Linked DNA regions of Homo sapiens: region 2 is linked to region 1. The links are chromatin loops, found by intact Hi-C in ENCODE. Cell type or tissue: mucosa of descending colon. All regions are shown on one strand. Links, peaks and the distances in the headings refer to the core of each region. The heading gives the core; the rest is flanking DNA.

What was found. A loop is a pair of places that touch in the nucleus more often than their neighbours do. Peaks named below come from ENCODE experiments on the same cell type or tissue, not always from the same donor. Only the 100,000 strongest peaks of a DNase experiment are listed, where the experiment ranks them.
Region 2: it touches region 1 in a loop (2.5-fold over the local background); 51 of 110 quality-filtered maps call a loop at or near these places.

Annotation. Positions count from the first base shown.
Region 1 is chr1:155,110,741-155,113,643 of GRCh38, reverse strand. No RefSeq gene overlaps it. Among named protein-coding and RNA genes, the nearest start is that of EFNA1, 16 kb to the left of the region's middle. In mucosa of descending colon, for the core only: no CTCF peak of the experiment used is centred there; a DNase peak (open chromatin) is centred at 1,168.
Region 2 is chr1:155,166,780-155,169,682 of GRCh38, reverse strand. KRTCAP2 (keratinocyte associated protein 2) reads left to right here. Exons shown (of 5, transcript NM_173852.4): 5 at 123-275. The coding sequence ends at 243. Among named protein-coding and RNA genes, the nearest start is that of KRTCAP2, 5.1 kb to the left of the region's middle. RefSeq lists a silencer at 2,068-2,127. In mucosa of descending colon, for the core only: a CTCF peak has its summit at 1,632 (motif pointing right); DNase peaks (open chromatin) are centred at 1,662, 2,202 and 2,692.

The DNA of each region.
Region 1 (2,903 bases), core at 122-2,621:
TTCTTCGATTTTTTTTTTCTTTTTAAGACGGACTCTCACTGTCACCCAGGCTGGAGTGCAGTGGTGAAATCTTGGCTTGCTGCATAGTCTGCCTCCCGGGTTCAAGTGATTCTCTTGCCTCAGCCTCCTGAGTATATGGGATTACAGGCGCATGCTACCATGCCTGGCTAATTTTTGTGTTTTTTTTGTTGTTGTTTTTGTTTGTTTGCTTGTTTTTTGTTGTTGTTGTTTGTTTTTTGTGATGGAATCTTGCTCTGTTGCCAGGATGGAGTGCAGTGGCGTGATCTCGGCTCACTGCAACCTCCGCCTCCTGGGTTCAAGCAATTCTCCTGCCTCAGCCTCCTGAGTAGCTAGGACGACAGGCGCACACCACCACACCCAGCAAATTTTTTGTGCTTTTAGTAGAGACGGGATTTCACCATGTTAGCCAGGATGGTCTTGATCTCCTGACCTCGTGATCTGCCTGCCTCAGCCTCCCAAAGTGTTGGGATTACAGGTGTGAGCCACTGCACACGGCCAATTTTTTGTATTTTAGTAGTGCCAGGGTTTCACCATCTTGGCCAGGATGGTCTCGAACTCCTGACCTCAAGTGATCCACCCACCTTGGCCTCCCAAAGTGCTGGAATTACAGGCATGAGCCACTTCACCTGGCCCAATTTTTTTTTAATCATCTGATTTTTAGATTCATCTTTAATTTTCATTCACAGTCACCTCTATCCACAGGGCCCTGACAGGCTTCCCTGGGGCTGGACTGAGGATGGATCTGCACACTTGCTGCCATGCTATGCTGCAGCGGGATTTCTTTTTTTTTTCTTTTTTCTTTTTTTTTTGAGACAGAGTCTCCCTCTGTTGCCCAGGCTTGAGTGCAGTGGTGCCATCTCAGCTCACTGCAAGCTCCGCCTCCAAGATTCAGGCCATTCTCCTGCCTCAGCCGCCCGAGTAGCTGGGATTACAGGCGCCCCCCACCACGCCCGGCTAATTTTTTGTATTTTTAGTAGAGACGGGGTTTCACCATGTTAGCCAGGATGGTCTCGATCCCCTGACCTCGTGATCCACCCGCCTTGGCCTCCCAAAGTGCTGGGATTACAGGCATGAGCCACCCCGCCCGGCCTGCAGCGGGATTTCTAGTCCTCTGAGGATGAGGGCTTTGCCACAGAGCCATTTGGGAGCTTCCTCAGCCCCTCCCGCAGGCAGCCACGCTCCTGTGAGGTGTTCCTCCTGGCTGTGGCAATTTCCGACTCCAGTGTGCACACAGCCATCACACTCCCCATAGATGGCCTGCCATGGCCCCTCCTGGGACAGCAGCCCAGGCGAGTCCTTCTGCAGAAAGCTTGGGCCAAGCAAAGGACCACCTGCCTAGGGTGAGGGCAGTCAAGGATAAGGGGGCGGGAGCTGAGGACACAGCCGTCAATTTACCACACTAGGTGGGGCTGGGCCCCTTGCACAGGTTAGGGGCGAGTCCTGTCTCCAACTCTGGGCTGTACTTAGTCACTAAATGTGCAGAGCCAGGCCCCCCAGGCCCCACGGCCCTCATCAAATCCATTCATCTGGCTCCTCCCCACACCCTTCCACAGGTCAAGAACACACCCAAGATCTTCCTTCCCTCTGCCTCATCACCATTTTTCTCCTGACAAACCTTTAAAAAAAGAAAAGAAAAAAAAAGGCCAGGCGCGGTGGCTCATGCCTGTAATCCCAGCACTTTGGGAGGCTGAGGTGGGCGGGTCACCTGAACTCAGGAGTTTGAGACTAGCCTGGCCAAAATGGTGAAACCCCGTCTCTACTAAAAATACAGAAAATTAGCTGGGTGTGGTGGCGGGCGCCTGTAATCCCAGTTACTGGGAAGCTGAGGCACAAGAATTGCTCGAACCCCAGAGGCAGAGGTTGCAGTGAGCTGTGATTGCACCACTGCACTCCAGCCTGGGTGACAGAGAGGAAAAAAAAAAAAGAAGAGAAAAATACAACAAACAAACATCAACAGCGGAAGTTAACTGGAGACCCCCGTTTGTGAACCAGTGAAAGGGACAATGGATGAGGAGGCTGGTGTGGTATCCTGAGGGCATCCTGTGGATAAGGCACCAGGCCAGGGGCTGGGGCCCTGAGGTTTCACTCCTCCCAGGTCTAGAGGGGTCCATCCTACCCCTGCTGCCAGAAGAGGGGCCTTTCCTCTGCCCCACAGCACCTGGGTCTAGGAACTGTCTGATTCACCGCCAGGAAACCCTCTCCTTGAGATGTTTCTTCATAGGTCATCCCAGAGCCTGCTAAATGCTTTTGCCCTAGGCTGGCTGTGTGGCTGGTGGTCTGTGGAATGAGGAAAGTGTCTCCTCTCCACTGGCTACTGGGAGAGCATATAAAATAAACATGATTTAAAAAGCCAGTGCCCACAGAAGACACAGACGAAATATTAAAAAATAAAAAAATAAGAAAAATAAAATAAAAATAAACAACCCCCCAGAAACCCCAGGTTCCCAAGCTGGGTGGGATGTGGAGTAAGCCAGTTTGCGGTGACATTTATATAAGGGGCTTGGTTCCTCCCTCAGGCAAGTCAAGCAAGTTGTAAAATTTGAGGGCACATTTTAAAATTGTTTAAAATCCTCCAAATGTGTTTCCTGTCTGGCACGGTGGATGGCGCGTTGGTAATACATGTGCATGTGTGGCCTGGAGGACGTGTTAACGACCAGGTTTAGAGGCAGAGATGCAGAAGAGCCTGCAAGAACCAGGAGCGAGAAAAGGGGTCTGTTGTTGTCATGGTGTGTGTTCCCCGTGTTGGAATGTGTGTAAGGGGCCTCTGGTCCTGTGAGGGTGGTTTAGTCTGGGAAATTAGCATCTTTTTTAAAGCTACTCTATTATAAATCATTAGTTAAAGGCCTTCAGGGCTAATAATACAGGTATGTGGTTTTTACTTC
Region 2 (2,903 bases), core at 252-2,751, 56 kb before region 1:
CTCCCTCCCCGTTTTCCTAAACTTGAACTTGGATTCTTTCCTTGATGCTAGTGTCTTCCCTAGGAGGCACCAGGCTGGCAGATGCCCACTGGTGCCATGACCTTTCTGTCTTCACCATATAGCTTCATCTTCTCCATGGTTGGTCTGTACTACATCAACAAGATCTCCTCCACCCTGTACCAGGCAGCAGCTCCAGTCCTCACACCAGCCAAGGTCACAGGCAAGAGCAAGAAGAGAAACTGACCCTGAATGTTCAATAAAGTTGATTCTTTGTAGCTCTGTGAGTTGTGATATGTTGTGGGTGTCATCTACCAGTATCCAGCTTAGATGTACAGAATGTTAAGACATTTGGGCACCTTCTGTTTTCAGACCTTGGGAATAGTGAGGCTTTCCTTCCTCCCACATTAATTTTTACCAGTTATCTGTTGAATACTGTCAGTGCCACTGGAGTGGCATATACTTGTGTGAGTCTCATCATGGAAGAAAAGTACATGAATGTTCTGCAGTCGTGTTCTTTGGGGAAAGGGGTAAAGGCTGCAATGCAGGAAGTCCTGTCCGTCAGTACCAGAAGGGATCTTGGAGCAAAAGAGTAAAGGAAGGAAAGGTCCCGTATACCTACACTGTTTCACGGGGTTCCACGTGGTATCTTTGCCACTCCAGCTCCCTGCCTTAAGCAAATCAGCCCCCTGCTGCAAGTGCATAGGTGGGACTTCTCTCCTGATGCTGTCCCTGGGACCTATCTGTTCTACTTCAGCATGAACATATGGCTGTGTTTAGAAAGACTCCCCAGGTGATCAACTGCTCCTAGCCTGTTTGTTCTGGTGCTTTCATTTTTTCCCCATCTTGTAGCCAAGACAATGGGAACTTCCTAAATTGTAGCGAAGTATATAAAACAATAGGAGCAAGGACACCAACCTCTGAGCCCACCTTGATGGAAATGCAGGTGGCTACTTGCACCCTGCCCTGTCTGTGCTCTGTCATGAGGAACAACTCTATGCAGAGTGCCCGTCCTAGGTGCCGTCCCTCGTGCTGAATGGCGTGTGTTTTAGGGTATACACCTCATCTTGGTCAGCTTTGTTTTTTCCAGAGCCTGATAATGGACAATAAAGACTGGTGGGTTGGGCCAGCCATGGTGGCTCAAGCCAGTAATCCCAGCACTTTGGGAGGCTGAGGTGGGTGGATCACTTGAGGTCAGGAGTTTGAGACTAGCCTGGCCAACATGGGGAACCCCATCTCTATGAAAAATGCAAAAATTAGCCAGGTGTGGTGGTGTGTGCCTGTAGTCCCAGCTACTTGGGAGGCTGAGGCACGATAATCGCTTGAACCCAGGAGGTGGAGGTTGCAGTGGGTGGAGATTGCGCCACTGCACTCCAACCTGAACGACAGTGAAACTCTGTCTCAAAAAAAAAAAAGGTGGGTTAGTTGAATGAAATAACCTGCCCTGACAAACAAAATCCTGTCCATAGGTGCCTGAGTTAGGGAATAAGACTCAGTGAAGATGAAGAAGTGAGTAGAGGAGTTTTGGTCAGGGATTAGAGGCCACCCCACTCCACTCCCATCTTTGGCTAGAACACTTGCCCTTCCGTAACCTGCCCAAGGAGGATGTGCTAGGCAGTTTATCCAAAACGCCTGCAGGGGGCGCTATGGACTCACGTCTGCCTCCTGGAAGCCAGCGGCACCCTCCTAGGCAAGCTATCCCTGAGGGCCGGGAGTGGCGTTAGTTGCTGCTGGGTCCGTCAGTGTGGAAGCCAGCCTTCTTAGAAGACTCGGAAGACTGGTCCATTTGGAAGGACTGAATCCTGAATTAAGCCTCTTCTCCCCCTAGGCTGGGAGTGGAGGCGGAAAGTTCAGTGGAGACCAGAGAGAGCCTCCCTGAGAAGATCTGGCTCTGACTCACCCGTACTGATGGTTGGGGAGGGCGGTGGGTTGTGATATATGAGACCCTCTGGGAGAGGACGAGGTTGTCCAAGTTGGTCTCTGGGCCTAAAGGGAGGCTGGATTGGCTCTAAGTCTCACTGTCAAACCTCGACTTTGTCCTAACCCGTGGGAGCACTGGGCAGAGGGTCAGGTCCCAGTCCAGGTGAGCACAGACACAGCCTAGGGCGGGGAGGGGGGAAGGGAGTGGCGGGGGACGGGATGGGGGGAGACTGGGGATCCGGCCACCAGAGGGCATCATGCCTTCCACAACGAGAGCTGGCTTTGGTGGGGACCAGCAGCGAGCATCATCTCTATGGCTAGGGGAGGGTGGGGAGGAGCCGGAGAGCAGGTGCCAGGGCAGTGCCAAGGGATCTGAGCACCTACTGCCACCCACTGCGTAGGCACCATGGGCAGCATGTGGCCCAGGAATAATGACGCCTTCCTCAGGGAATGAGTACATTTACAAGGCAGGTTGGCGCCAACGTCGCAGCTCTGCACCCTGCCTGGTTGCAGGCTGCCTGCACCTGACCTGCCAATTAACCCTGGCAGGGGTATCACAGCCACCTAATCACCATCATTAAGTAAGGGGGCGTGAGGACTCCATGGCTGCCAGAGCCCTGAGGGTGAGAAGGGCAAAGGTGCTAACCTCTTGGCCCCTGGACTTCTGGGGCTCAGTTCCACCCCGGAGGAGGCGGTAGGCCTGAGGGAGAGAGAGGCGGTAGGCCTGAGGGAAAGAGAGGCGTCCCCGCCCCTGGGGGACAGAGGGAAGCCAGATGTTTCCTCCTGCTCCCTCACACGTGGCCCTAACACCCGCCGGCGCCCGCAGCCAGCTCCGGAAACAGGAGTAAATAATGCAGGGGATGGGGCTGCGGGGAGTGCGGGAGGGCGCTCGCTCTGCGGGTTCCTGGGGGCAGAAGGGATGCCTCCAGAGAAAAGGGAGAGCAGTAGGAATGTGAGACCAAGGGCAAGGAGGCTGACTCCCTGAG